2 separate regions of the Homo sapiens genome follow, and region 2 is linked to region 1. Evidence: chromatin contacts called from ENCODE Hi-C or POLR2A ChIA-PET data. All regions are on one chromosome and are shown on one strand. The core of a region is the stretch at or near the end of the contact, and the rest is flanking DNA. Distances in the headings are between cores, read along the strand shown. Region 1 overlaps MAPKAP1 (MAPK associated protein 1). Region 2 overlaps PBX3 (PBX homeobox 3).

Region 1 (7,514 bases), core at 2,062-4,561:
GATATATATAGCTACACATCCATATCATACATATATTGATATGTATAGATAATACATCTCTATATGCTTTTCATTGACTAAAATCAAAATTGTTTTTAATTTAAAAAAATTTTTAGAGACAGTGTCTCACTATGCTGCCCAGGCTGGACTGGAACTCTTGGGTTCAGACAGTCCTCCTGAGTAGCTGGAACTAGAGGCTCACATCACCGTTAGAAAACAGGTTTTTAAATTCTGAAACTTAGTCTGTAAATTCATCTGTTGATTCCTGGGGGCTCTTGAACCTCAGGAAATGCTGCTGTGATTATTAATATTAGCTGAGACTCTGGCATGTAGGAAGTGTTACATAGTTGCTATTGTTATTTCTGTCAGGGATTCTCAGTGGGAATAATTTACACTAAGGTGAGAATGGGGTTTAACCTTCCTTTGAGTTATTTTTTATTATATAATTAATATGTGTCCATTATAGCAAAATTGGGAAATAGATCTGTTTCTGCATATAAAAGAAATTTTTAAATTTGTCTTCATTCCATCATGCAAAGGTTGTGAATTATATTTTATAATTATTTACATTTTTTAAAGGGGAACTAATTAATGAATTTCTCATTGGAAAATTATTCTGTGGAGGGAACGTGAAATTGGATGTCTTCTGATGTTCTTACTAAATCAGGACTAGATCTATCTAGCTTTCCCTCTAGAACCCCTGGGCCCCAGGAATCCCCTGGATAGAGTTGTTGTTCAGGGAAGGAGAATGGATTATTCTAACAACTTGCAAATTAGGAGCCTGGTAATGGAAACTGCCTCTTTTAACAAATCTTCAAGTGGATTCCTAAGCTATCCATTGTTCCTGATTGATTTTGGACAGAGCAAATATATCTATAAATGGGAATCCCTAACTTGCTGACTACTTTGAGCTTAAGCAGTAAAGATGTTTGGATATCAGTAGTGTCAGAGAGGAGAAGTAGGGAGTGGGAGGAATGGGAAGGTTTTTGGCTGACCCCCAAAACCAGATAAAGAGCTGGAGCTCAGATAGTGCCCAGCATCTCAAGAAGTGTTTCTTGCCAGCAGTGACCAAGCCAAAGCCTACTGTTCCTTTAGACAAAGTAGGACAAGGGAGAATGAGATCTTGAGTGGGCTAAGTGCCTCTCAAGGATAGGGACCTGCCTTGTTCGTCTCCTTCTCCCATTCCCAACACAGACCTAATTTAGTCAGAATTTGTGAGACTGAATTGAGTTCAAAAGTGGCAATGACAAAAACAACTGTGGTAGTATTATTACCTTATATGTGTTGACATTAAAGTTTCATGCCAGGATTCTACTCTGGAGTGGGGGAAGAAGGGCATTAAAGGAAAAAAAAAAAAGTCAAGGCCAATAAAATGGTCAGAATCTCCTTAGGTTAGAAGTCAGAGCAGTTAAACTGTCTCCTATATATATATGTATTTTCCTTTAAATATTTGATATATTAGAGGAACATGAGGAAGGAACAGTTCTAACCAAGAGCTCTTTGGGTAACAGCTGTCAGGTAACAGTGGAAGGTCTTAGCCCAGAAGCTGGGCTGCCTTGGGCAGGCTCCCAGAGACTACCTTGGCTTCTCTTGGCTCTGCAGAAAGGGAACGATGAGCTGCTTTTTTAAAGAGGCGTGCCCTAGGTTCATTCATGCTCTTTACTGGGCTTTTCAGAAGAGTGGGGAGTTTTAGTTTACCTTCTTGATGATAAATCCACAGTATACCCCAAGTGACCAGACCTTTATTAAAGGGTGTCATTAGCTTGAAGCCTTTCCTTCTGTTATATGCTATTGCCTTGTGGTCTAGAGAATGAAAAAAAGAGGAGGGCAGGGAGAATATTTTCACACACTCATTCAGTTTCATACCTCCAATAGATGCTATCTCATTTATTTCTTTTTTTATCATTTATTTCTTTTTTATGATATTTTAAAATTGGCCACACCCCATCAGTAAAGTTTCTTATACGCAATTCACTTTTATAATATGTAAGCTGAGGCTCAGAGACAGGTAGTTAGTTACTAATTCAAGGCCATGCTGTTTGGTAAGAGGCAGAGCTAAAATAGAATAAGGAATAAAAGAAGATGCTTGTGTTCTTTGTAACCAGGCCTGACAAAATGAGTATAAATTATCCTGGTTATTTATTGTTTGCTTGATTCATAGAGGACCAACTGTGTGTTGTTTCTTTTCATTCTGTTGTATTAGCAAACATTTTCATTGTCCAGATTGTCCTCGTGTATGGAAATGTAACATATGCAGCCTGTTTAATTTTGTATTTGTAAATCTGACTTGATTTCCTTTTTGGCAACAGCTACTGTCTAGAGAAAAGAAAGGATTTTTCTTTGTGTCTGTTTAAAGTGACAGAAATATTGGAGCAAGTGATAAAGATGGAAAGCATTAATTACACACTTCTAAGAATTTAAAGGTCAGACAAGCTAAATATGTATGTTTTGCTCACTGGAATGTCTTGAAATTGTGCCAGGATTCGCTTTGTTCCTACCATAAAAGCACACATTTTAGATAACCATCAACTTACTTTGTATCTAAAAATTATGCCAGATTGTTGCTTTAGTTAATATGTGTCTTCAAAGTCGGGGAGCTCCCATTTCTGAGCCCATGTGATTGGTTTGGTGATGCTTCCCCCTTTGGCCATGTTTAGTTACTATGTCTCATTTTGATTTCCTCTGTTCTCCCCTCAGCTTATGTCGGAGTCTGTCAGCTGCTGCTATGTACATGTCAGGCTAGTGACTTGGAATGTTTATTAATACAATGTCAGTCTTGCTGTTGAAAAAAACTGTGATGCTTCTCAGAAGGTTGTGATAGAACGAAGCGTTTGATTTCCAGATCCTGTCTGCACTGCATGGTGAATACATTCTCAGATGTTATGCAGTTCACTGACCTGACAGTTATGGAACCCCGCCTGGGACCCCATTTCAGCAGGACATATTTGAACAGAAACAGTTTGCAAAACTTTACACACTTAAACTCCTGCCAAGGCAAACTGTTAGCCACTTGAGTTTGTTATAAATACCCAGTGGCAGTGGTTGGAAGTAGCCCACGGTGTGTTTTATATTCTGAACGGAATGTGAATGTCTTTGCAGTTATATAGAGTAGTAAATAATTGAGTTTGATTAGGGAGAGGGACCTCATTATCCCCCACCTGTGCCCAGCTGGAAGGGGAGGGTCGAAATGAAGCCATTAGCTGTCTCTCTTACTGGCATCTCAAAGAGCTCAAATACATCTGTGTCTTATTTTCTTTTCTGGCACAATCAGTCGAGCAAGCTAAGCAGGCATGACCGGATTTGGCAAGTCCCAAGGACTCTGGCAAAGATACACAAGGAGAAGGCGGAGGGCAGTCATTTTGGCTTCTCACTGCCCATTAGTCTAGCGAGTTATGTTTTTGGAAAATGTCTGTTTTGAAAAAGAGTACTTTGTCCAATGTCAAACATCGCATGCTCCCACAGTACGCTTTGATCTTTAAAAAAAATTTTTGGTCAGTCTAAGGGGAAACAAAATGTGGCATTCACACTAGTGTAAACTCTTTATGGATAAAGTCATACTCAGAGGACTTATTTTAAAGCAGGCATGCTGCAGTTATTACAAGGCCTTCTCTTGCTCATATATTTTCATTTTCTACCTTGAAATGCTGGAGAATGAACATGCATGGAATTGGACCAGAGCAGGTTGGGAACTAGAGTGTGTCTTCATCACTATTGGGAACTGGTCAGGACCAGAGACTCGAGAACTGCTCGTAGCAACCTTTTCCCACTTCTGCAAACTGAGACTGTGGCTTTTGAAACCATGACATTCTCCAATGTCTCCTTAAAAATCCTGTAGGTCATATGGTTAGTCTAAGAGTCTGGACATTCATAGTCAAGCTGAATTTGTTACAGTGGAAGTTGAACCTTTTCCACAGATTGGGTCAGTGGTTCCGGTATGGAAGATGTGCTCCCTGGAAGTCTCTTCTTTCCCCGAGTCCCTAAGACTCCCTTTGCGGCTGTGGAGGGATTAACAAACACAGACTTGGGAGTCTAGCTGATCTGGGTTCAAGTCCTGGCTCCTTCAGGACTTATTAGTTATATGATGTATTAACTTATTATATAACTCCAGACAAATGTCTCAACCTTGCCAAACCTCAATTTTCTCTTTTATAAAATGGAACTCATAATAACACCTATCTTTTCTAGGAGGATTAAACAAAGTAAGTGCTCAATAAATATTGAATATTATTGTCTCATCATTATATATTACTTCATTGTACATATGAAGAAAATGCTTATGCTTATTATATATTAACTGTTTATTAAGCATTTATCTTTTTTTAACTAATGGCTCATCTATAAGCATTTATTATATGACAGATATTATGGTAAGTACTTTAGAAGTATTTTGCCTTTACAACAATCTTAAAATCCAAGAATAATTATCATCCTCATTTTGTAGATGAGGAAATGAAGTTAAAGTGATTATGTTGTTATCCGTGAAAGCAGAGGTGGGGTTCCAAACCAGGTCACTTTATTCTAGAGCTTACTGTGCTCTGCTGCCTTCTGGTGCTGCCACCGTCTCTCCTAGCATGGTTTAGAGCTAAATGATGTTTGCGTTTTGAGACATCATCCCCACTAGGAAGCTTCCCGGACCCTCTCACCTCTGTGTGGCTGGGTTACGTGCCCTATGTTTGTTTTGGCAGCACTCTGAACTTGCCTCCACCTTTGTGACTGTCACACAGAACTATAATTGTTTGTTGACTTCTTATCTTTCTCTCCCACTGGACTGTGCAGCTTGGGTTAGGGACCACATTGTTGATTTCTGAATCCAAAACAGGATTTTTAATAGATGAGTGATCTCAGGTAAATTCCCTAATGCCTTCAGCCTCAGTTTCTATAAAATGGGTGTAATAATTGTACCTATTTTAGGATTGAATGAGTCAATACAGATATTTTTTAAAAAGCTTAAAACAGCACCTAGCCCATAGAAAGTGTTCAATAAATAGTAGTTGCTGTTATAATTGTTAAACAGTGGACAACTTGTATTGTGCAAATCAAAAAGTTCTTAATAAATGTTGTTGAAATTCTCTACACCACCATGATTTTTTAATTTCCATTATCATCATGCAAAGCCAGTGAATTAAGTTGAGGCAGAACATACCTGCTTCATAGTTAACACTTTCAAAAAGGAAAGTTTTGAAAACAACCCAGAGTGCTCCCCTTGGAGCTCTTGGGAAATTTTGGTGCTTGGGCCACAGGCTACTCACTGATAATGCCCCTGAATATGGCCACCAAGCTCAACAAATCACACATTTTAATGCCCCTGTGTTACCAATGACAGGCAGTGAGTTTTGAGACTCCCACCCCCCGATAAGCAGTCTCTGCTTAGGAGGCAGGGGAAGGAGGGGCTGAAGTGGGGCCTTTTCTCTTGGAATGATGACTTAGGGCAAGGGGAACAAAAGAGAACTAACGTCGACTCCCTTTACTGTTTGCCAGCCATAGTGTGAGGTGCTTGGCATTCATTGTCTGTTTCATGCTTGTGACAATTCTATAGGGAAGTAGCCTACTCATTTCATGGATGCGGCTGAGGTTCCCACATGTTACAGCAACATCTCCGTTAGCCACGGAACCAAGATTTCGGTCAAAGGGTATTTAACCCCCAGCCTATGCCCTTTCCTCTCCAGTATGCTGCCTTCCAACTTGAGTTCTGGTTCCAGCTCTGTTCCTAAAGATAGAATCTAAGCTTTTCAGATGAAGACCTGTGTCCCTGTGGGCTCCGTGGCTCCCATTGCCTCTCGCTTACTGCTTAGTACAGAAAGCCTGCTTGCGTTGGGTTCGTGCTGGCATACAAACTTTTTTGGGGTAACTGAGTGGCTGTGCGCTGGGACGGAGCTGAACTCCTCAAGCAAGGAGTCTCTTTTTAAAATGCCCATACATCGTTCAGTGGTTACGAGACTTGACAGGACCTAACTTTGAATTGACTGAAGCACTCCTGGCAGTGTTTCTTACGCTCCCTGACATGGAGTTTCACCCTAGACCCAGCATGGACAGCCCAAGGAGCCGTGGGAAGGGCAGCTGCTGCTTCTCAGTGTCCCTAGAATGCCCTGCTCTGGGGGAAAACAGGTTGTCTGTCCCTGAGGCGAGCAGGAGGAGGAGCGGTTTCTGAGCCGAGACTTTGAGTCTGTGTGTAGCCTGCCTGTTCATCCGAGGGCTGATCACCCCGCCACAGCTCCTAACCCAGAGACTGGAGCGTGTGCCACAGGGAAGGCAGGCCAGGACCAGGAGCACCCTTCCTTTCCTGCCCACTACCAGCACTCCCCCCAGGACCATTGTCTTCTCAGCTTCAAACCCAGCATCCCACATTAAGTAAAGGCTTTAAAAGATGTATTTCAGTAGACTTTTTAGAAAGCCCATAAAAAATCCTGGATATAAAGAAATGAGGCATAAAACCCAGAATGTTTGGAAGTCAAGCTGAAAATTGTGGTGGCAAGTCTCCATCTCCACTTGTTAAATGGGAGCATAACTTAACACTTGCACCTAGACGGAGGCTGAGAACCACTTGCATTCTATGCTCTTACGTTTTGGAAACATATGAGGGTATTACTCAAAAAACAAAACCCTGCCCATCTCCCCCCAAAGCGCTGTAGACGTGGAACAAGATCCAAAGTTGGCATTCGTCTGGAGGGAAAGGAGCGGAGCGTGGGACTGACCTGAGGAAACTCTTATTAGGTCTGCCTGAATGTGCAGCACTCAGGGCAGAACCTCTTTCTCCTTTTAACGTGCACGTTTTTACGGAAATGGAGCCCCAGAGTAAGATACTGCACACTCACGAAGGTCCATTCCGAGGGCCGTGTGTGCCCCTTCCCTTCGCTGTTGTTTTCATTTTCCTCTCATGAACCTTGCTACCCTGGCTTCAGCACGGAGGCTGTAAAGGAAGATGGAGAGCCAAGTTACCTCAGAATGATCACTATCGTTAACATTCACGGGTGGTTCACTTATCATTCCTGACTGCACAGACATGGCAGCCGCTCGGAAGCGTCCGCAGGTGTAGCATGGTGATACATATTACATTGTGCCACAATGGATTTATGTATTCTGTAACAAAAGAAAAGTGTAATGAAAAAATACAGAAGGTAATCCTTTATTCCTCCACCACACAATTTATCAGTAATGCCTGTGGATGATAAGTGCCAGGGATTTCCTCTGCTTGCTTTAACCTTGTCACCCAGGTACGTTTTGGTAAAATGACAGAAAAATACAGACTGGGGATTTTCCTCTGCTCAAAAATCTTTTAAAAGGACACTTTTAATTTATGGAAATTAGTCCAAACACAAGGCTTCCTTTTGAGCTTTTAGTCTGCCTTTGCTGAAAAAGATAAACGTATTGGCTGGAAATAATGCTGTCAGCCGGCAGCAGATTAGGAGGGAACGTAAGCAGTTTCTAAGCAGACTGAAATCTACAGTAGTTCCTGTAGAACCAGGTGGATGGCAGTTCATGAGGTCCAGGCCAGTACTAGTTTGTGAGTACCCGAG
Region 2 (7,514 bases), core at 3,713-6,212, 360 kb before region 1:
AACCATTTAAAGGCATTTCTTGAATCACCAGTGTTTTTCTATGACAGTGTAATTCCCTAGGCTATGACTCTGACGTTTCTTCACGTTCCTAGCAATGCAAATGGCAACATAGAGAACACTTATGGATCACTTCTTCTCCCTGCTACACTGCCAACCCCAGCAATATCACAAGTTCACATGATTTATTTTACCAGAAATAGTAGAATACTTTACGCAGAAGAGCCAAGCCTGAAATAATGATTCAAGCTAAACATTTGCTGCTTGGAGCCATCAAAAAAGTATTGATTATACTTACTGTATTTACCCAGTAGTTCATTTATTTGAAAACATTTATTACATTCCTTGCTACCACAGGAAGGTGTGTTCATTCTGTGGGAAAAGACTTCTTAAAAATCCTTCAGTTTCATTATATTTTCTCTTTGCTCTTCAAACCTATTTTAGCCAACTGTTTACAGAAAAATCTGAAAGTACTGTTGGCTGGCAAAGGCAAATTTTGAAGACTTTCCACTTGCCAATTAGATCCTGCCTCAAGAGACAAGAAAAAGGAGTGAGCCTTGTCACTGTGAAGTGAAGAGCAGCCAAGATGAAGGAGCAGATGGACTGTGCAATAAAAATGCGGAAAGAAGAGTTACATTTTTAAGGCACTTTTTTGTTAAATGGAGCTGCATCTTGTTGGAGCGCTTGATATATAAGCACTGTCAGCTACACAAGAAGAGAACAGGGCTAGGGCAAGATATGAAGTATGCTATGCTTGCATGAGACAGTGAAAAAAGGATGAAGGAAAAAACGGGCCATGTTTCTCACACATATTAGCACAAAGGGTTACCTGTGCTCTGCTCCTAAAGGAAATTATTACAAGTAGTGGGAAAAAAGGAAACGGCCATTTTCTTTTTATCCAAAGGGATAGATGTTCAAACAAAACGCTCTATTGAAGAAATTTTTAGGACTGGTAAATATGACAACTAAATTTGAAAAGAAAAAAAACAGCACTATTTAAAGGGAAAGCAATGAGCTTCAGAATCTAAGTCGGGGGAAAGAATTAAAACCCTGGCTTTAATCCCTATGGGTCTTTGTGACCCCAGCTACTCTATGTGTTTATCAGTGACCTAATGATCTAATGGTGCTGATGATATTCTTTAAATTTTACCACATGCCTGGGATCTCACCAGAAAATGCTAGAAGTCTACATCTGGACTTCCATAGAAACCAATGACTCCTCTTCTATTATTAATACTCATATTATTAAGAGTGCATCTCCAGGACTCTTCAGCATTTGTTTACACAAACCATGCAATCCTTGTGTTCCCCCATTCCCACATTCTGCTCCCTTGCCTTTTCTCCCTGAAGAATGAGATCGCCATAGCACTTCCATTTCCTGTCTTGTCAGTTAAGATCACTGCCATGCTGTGAATGGGATAACACTACACTGTGCGCCTGCTCCCTCTAACACTGAGGGCATCGTGTGTGCCTCTCCACACAGCTGCTTCCCTCACTGCTCTATTTTCTGGAAGACCGATCTTCCAGACTTCAATAAGTTCCTCCCAGACCCAGTTCACAATACAAGATGTTTCTGCCAAAAAGCAAATGTTTTCTGTCTTTGTGTTTCTCACATAGGTGGCTTTAACTTTCTTACCTTACATTTGTTAATATGATAATCTGACACTGTTAGTACTTGGAATCATTCTATTACTTAGCCTAAAAATCCTCTATGTTCAAATTCAAACACATTGAGCATACATACTACATGCCAAGCAGCAACTGTATCTTTCACATGATCTCTCTCATTTGATTTTTAAAATAACCTTACAGGGTGGATGTCATTGGCCTCATTTGTAGATGAGAAAACCAAATTTCAAACAGGTTAAGTGACTTTAGAGCCCAAGATCACATGGTGAGTAAATGGGAAAATAATGATTTAAACACGGGTCTCTCTTTAAGTCCAGGATTAATTCCACTACACCTCAGATACCTAGAGAAATAAGTTATAATACTGGATTTTAAATTCACTTTGCAACTATAACACAAATAAATTACAATACTGGAGAACATGGCTTTGGAGTCAGAGTAGCCTAGACTCAAATTCTAACTATCACTTATTAACCATGTGACTGTAGAAGGTCCCCTGGTTCATTGTCTGTAAATAGGGATACCACGAACTCAAGAATCACTATGAAGTTCAAAGACATAAAATGCCTAAAATAGTTCCTGACATACAATTGTCACTTTAAAAAATAACAGTGGTATTCACTTTAAATCATATGAATTAAAGTCTTTTTTTAATTAAAATACTACATTTTCTAAAGTCAAATAAGTAGTTACTTCATATCATTGGTGAAAATGGAACATTATAATCTTGAAGTATAATCTGAAACATGTCTGTCCTACAATCAAAATGTTTATCTAATTTCTCATAATATTCATTAAATGGTCAAATCTGATCTTTTTAAAAATTCTGGCATTTTTATATATCAAAATTTATTTACCATACGTTGTGTTGACATTATTTTGCAACATATTTTAATGGTATATAGTTTTATTGCTTTTAGCCATCTCAATTATTATGACCTAAGTTTCTGGTTCCTTCTTTTGCTCTTTTGTGTTACTTTTACTCTCTTATCACTTCCAGAAATAGAATGCCATTTTGATGTGTGCTGATGATGAAACACTCATGATAGTTGCTCATTATTAGTGGTCTCTGGTCACACATTTCAAATAAGCACAGAAATGTAAAGAATAGCCATGTGTAGAAAAACACATAGAAAGTAAATGGTGCTGTTGATTTGTTCTGAAATAAGGACTCTTCTTCCTGCAAATGTACTCATTAAGATGTTGTAACTGGCTACACAGTGTTCTGGTTAAAATTGGTTAAATTTTCACCAAAGCTATGCATCCTCTCAATTAGTATTTCAGAAAACTTTATTCAAATAATCCACAGCTGAAATGAATGGTATTTTAAAAACCATACAGATATGATGATATATATCTATAGTACCATACACACATAATACAAAATTTTTGGTCAGAAACAACCAATGGGGAGAAATTTTTATTCATAATTTTTCTCAAATGAAAATACTAGACCCCACTTGAATTAAAATACCATATATACTTACTTTGTAGTTTAAGGTGATCAGTAAATGTCATTCATATGTCCCTCATGGGAGCAAGAACCCTGCCCCTATCAGATAATTAATCTCATGCTTATCTTTGTATTCATTTCCTTTCCTGTAGCCATCTTCTTTCCCTTTTCTCTAAAATGTTCAAAAGTGAATATATAAATTACAGTCACTTGACTTCATTATGAATAGCAGATACCCACTGGTTTTCTTTTTCCTCTTGCAGGAAGGAATGTCCATTTTATTGTTTTTGCAATGCCAAATTACCCTGATGCACAGGCACTGCTCAAAATAGCATGCTAGTAAATACGGCATGAGGGTCATTGGCATTCTCAGTACATTCCAATGTAACAGCACAGCATAAAGTTTTATCTGTATTATTATAAAGGACACAGACTCAGTTTTATTGAAAAGGCTTTGTGAAGCATGGCATGATTATAGGAAACATGAACTTTACTAGACTTTCCACATGATTTTAAAGTGTGCTGACTCTTTAATATAAATACAGCATCTAATTAATGACTAAAAATGGCTTCTATATTCCTATGTAACATTCGTCTGTATGCATCTCTCTTAAGTTTATACTTTGCTGTAAGTACTATAGATGTTTCAGTCAATGGTGAACTTCAAAAAGGATATTAGTGCTTCTCATGGTAGTATATCCATCACTCTCTTCCATTAAAAACCATGTAAGTGTCTAAAAAGCATAACCACCCACATGACATGCAAAGGACAATGGCAGAAGCTTCAGAGCATCTTCCCAGCAGCAAATAACACAAACAAGACTTCTATGTTAATAATGGAAAAATTTATTTACTTAGAAATATAATCAAAACAGCATATTCTTAAGTACAAATTACAAAAAGTGGCTGGTTTAACTAGGTAATAAAATGAAACATTCTAGTGCAAGTGTATTCACAATTTTCCACAATTGATAATTGATAAATTTTCACAAGTGTACTGATAAATTTTCATGGTGATGAATAAATAAAAGCATAACTAAAAAAGTCAATATATCTTTCATTAACCCTTTAGGAAACTAATCTACAGCAAAGAAATCAAAAGAAAAAAGAAAAAAAAATCCAAAGACATTTTTCACAAACATCTGACTTCTCAAAGCATAGTCCAGATCTCAAAACTACATAGATTTAATCTCCCTTTGATAAGAAATGAATGTGAGTCAAATTCACTATAAAGACATCAAAATCAAGGTGGAACTGAAAATAACAGCAATTAAATGCAGTATTCCTCATTAGAACAATTAAAAACATTTTCCCTCCAGGGATTAAAAGAATAGTTTTCCAGTTAGGAGGATGGATATTGGCGGCATAAAGGGTGAGATGGGGTACACACAAATGGGCAGATAAACAATTAATTAGGAAAGTCAATTTAAGGAGGATGAACATTAAGATTGCTGAAAATCACCATAACATAATCAGTTTTTTTCCCAGTTACTTAGAGGGCAATGTGTAAATTTACATCTTCCCTTGTTGCTTAGTTATGAAAAGAAATGCTCATTATTCAACCCACTTCTCTGAAGAGGAAATATGCATGCATTAAGATAAATATGATTATAGATTTATATTAACAATATACAGATTTCAAAATTACCTAAAGAGACCTGATTTTGAACTGGGTGTTTTAGTGGTAAACCATGGAAATGTCAACTTTGATTTGAGCTAACAAAAAGGAATTTAGAGGATGGATAAGCTCCAGGACCTTTGAATTAAATGAAAGACCAGAACACTCCACAGAATGTCTGCAATAACAGTCTCTACAGAAAATTATGAGGAACTACATAAATCCACCCTCTTCCTCTTCACACAGGCTCATTAAAGCTGTACTGACTCTCTGGGCAGCTATAATTCTGCTGACTGATACCCTGGAATCACCCTGTCAATACCCAGTGGTGTGCTGCCTCTCCAACTATCTCTGCCCCTAATATTCCTCTCTTTGATGGGATTTGCTGACCTTTAATCTGATGCTAGTTTACTCTCATCACTGAAGTGGAAGTCGGAGAGCAATAAAACGGCAACCTCACTGATTCAAAAGGGAGAGCTAAAGCCTGCTAACTGTGAATCTAACCTTTCATAATGGCTCGCTCTTAAAGGAGGAAGCATGAAGTGGAAGGCAGCTAAAACAAACAATGTGTAATGCTGAGCACAAGATTTATTAGAATCCCATTTTGCATGGGTTTTACAAGAGGACACTGGGGCTGTAAACAAGAGATACACAAATATTTGCAAGAGAAACCAAAATCCTGGTCAGAATATCCTTCCACACCAATATAAATCTTCAACAAGAGCTGTGCTATAGGAAATCAAGCAAGGTTAGACGAATGGAAAAATCTGGGATGACTCCAGGTGGATGTAAACAACACTGGAGTAATAAAACCATCATTAAAAATAAGGTGTTTTTCTATGATGAAGTACGAGACTATAATGACTGGAAACCAAAAACTCACATTCAAAATGGGTCCTAGGGAAATCAAAGAGTTTGTGAAAATTAAATGCTTCCAAATAATTTTTAGTATAATATCAAAGGCAGGTTAATAATAAGACCTCACATTTTTTGAGAGCTTTCTGTGTGCTAGGCACTACTCAAAGTACTTTACCTGTATTAACTAATCACCCCTAAGTAAGGCAGGTACTATTATTAAGCCCATTTTAATTATCATGAAACTGAGGCACACCACAGTTAGATCCATTGCTCATAGTCACACAGCTGGAAGGTGAAAAAGCTAGAACTGGATGCAGGACAGTCTGGCTTTACAGTCTGAACTAACTCTTTACCACCTCTTATACATATTATGTTAGAAGAATCTAAAAGACAGAGTAAATGCCTTACAGAAACACTCATTTCTATTTTATTTTTGTATTTTCAAGAGTTGGTTTTGGGTCATTTAAAAAACATCCTCACAAGACCCTCAGTAAATTTGGGAACTCTCATTTGTTAACTTACTTCTTTTGTTTAATATGAAACAAAGATTTTGAAGACATAAAAATAAGAAATACCATTGTATGAATAACATCGAATTCTATAATTTTGTATTTCTCCAAATTAGTCTCTTGAGGATTATCATCAGGTGTATTTTTCAAAAATACTGACAATTAGAAAGAAATGGGCAACCACTAATTCAAAAGTTAAAGTAATAAAATTCAAATATTTGACATTTTCAAGGCATCAAGATATACTGATGAAAAGGACAACAAATATATAATGCCATGTTCTCACAAACAGCAACAAATTCTGGCCTCTGTTGTAAATGATTTGAAACTGTCATTGAGTTTTTTGTTTTTATGTCTGGTCCCTTGAGATTTCAACTATTTGGCCAACTAAACTTGAAGAGCTATAACTGAATCACATGTGTATATACAGATTAGTTTAGTATCAACTAGTAGTCCTAATCAAACAAGGCCACTTTTCACCTGCTTACACAAAGACTAAGTGTGAGTGTCTTTCATTTCAAATCAAGCTGGTAAACAAAAAAAGAAAGATCTTTCAGGCTGCAAAACAAATGAATCTATATAAAATATACACTAAATGCCAGAGCGTAAACAAAGCGGAAGTTATTGCATAACAAATCTCTTTCAATCCTCTTGGGGAAAACAGAGTCTGACAGTATTGGGTTCTAACAGGTGCAGATAGCAGAAGAATTACTTATTCATTCTACCAGAAAGAAAAAGAATAATAAAAAGCATAATTTAATTTATAATTTATGTTTACAAGTGTTATTTTTAAGAGTTACAGTCTGCTTTGCAGATTACTTGGTCTAGTTCAAGTTGACATGCTGCATCATAGAACAAGCCTGAAGGGTCTTCACAACATGTACAGTAATTAACACGTCGTTAACACATTAACTAATATACATTCACCATCATCAATGTTAATAGCATAATAATTAACTTATTGCACATAGCACACAGCACCCCCTGGCACTTTTCAAAATAAATTTGGAAGTGCATACTTTCAAATATTTAAAAAGGTAGCTATTCATATTGAAATATTTTCATCAATAAACATTTTTATATGTGTATTGTGCGTGTTTTAAATGAGGCATATTTAGTGATACTACAAATTAAATCTGTATCTGATTCAAGCTATACTGGTACAAAAATACAAAGAACAAAGACAAGCCTTACTCTGTGAAAGAACTAGTAATACATTAAAAATTTAATACTTGGCAGGTCAAATCTGGATACTCTCTGCTGAAGACAACCAATATTAATGAATCACACTACAGAGTCATTGTCTACGATCCCAAAGGAAACAATAATGCGAGTACAACAAATTCTTCTTGCAAGAGAAAATCCTGCAAAACTACTTAACAGAATAACACTGGTCAATGCTCTAATCATACATTTGTTAAACCTTATATAATGTTTTCAAATATGCATG

Evidence for each region. Hi-C counts contacts between places; a loop is a spot of excess contacts on that map. ChIA-PET counts read pairs that join two places held with the same protein, here RNA polymerase II (POLR2A). Pooled maps may share reads with other maps.
Region 2: a map with no recorded cell type shows a loop between it and region 1 (2.2-fold over the local background). The contact joins two enhancer-like sites. A Hi-C loop is called at or near these places in 6 of 37 single-sample maps with no recorded cell type and 1 of 50 pooled maps. POLR2A ChIA-PET finds 5 or more read pairs at or near these places in 2 of 52 experiments (activated CD4-positive, alpha-beta T cell and activated CD8-positive, alpha-beta memory T cell).

What each region holds. Positions count from the first base shown.
Region 1 is chr9:125,545,493-125,553,006 of GRCh38, reverse strand. All of the region lies in intron 6 of MAPKAP1 (MAPK associated protein 1), which reads left to right. Among named protein-coding and RNA genes, the nearest start is that of MAPKAP1, 160 kb to the left of the region's middle. Within about 2 kb of position 3,311, at least 15 of the 41 ENCODE cell types and tissues checked have a DNase peak (open chromatin) inside an H3K27ac peak, as active enhancers do.
Region 2 is chr9:125,902,224-125,909,737 of GRCh38, reverse strand. The region is part of intron 2 of PBX3 (PBX homeobox 3); the gene reads right to left. Among named protein-coding and RNA genes, the nearest start is that of PBX3, 160 kb to the right of the region's middle. Within about 2 kb of position 4,962, at least 2 of the 41 ENCODE cell types and tissues checked have a DNase peak (open chromatin) inside an H3K27ac peak, as active enhancers do.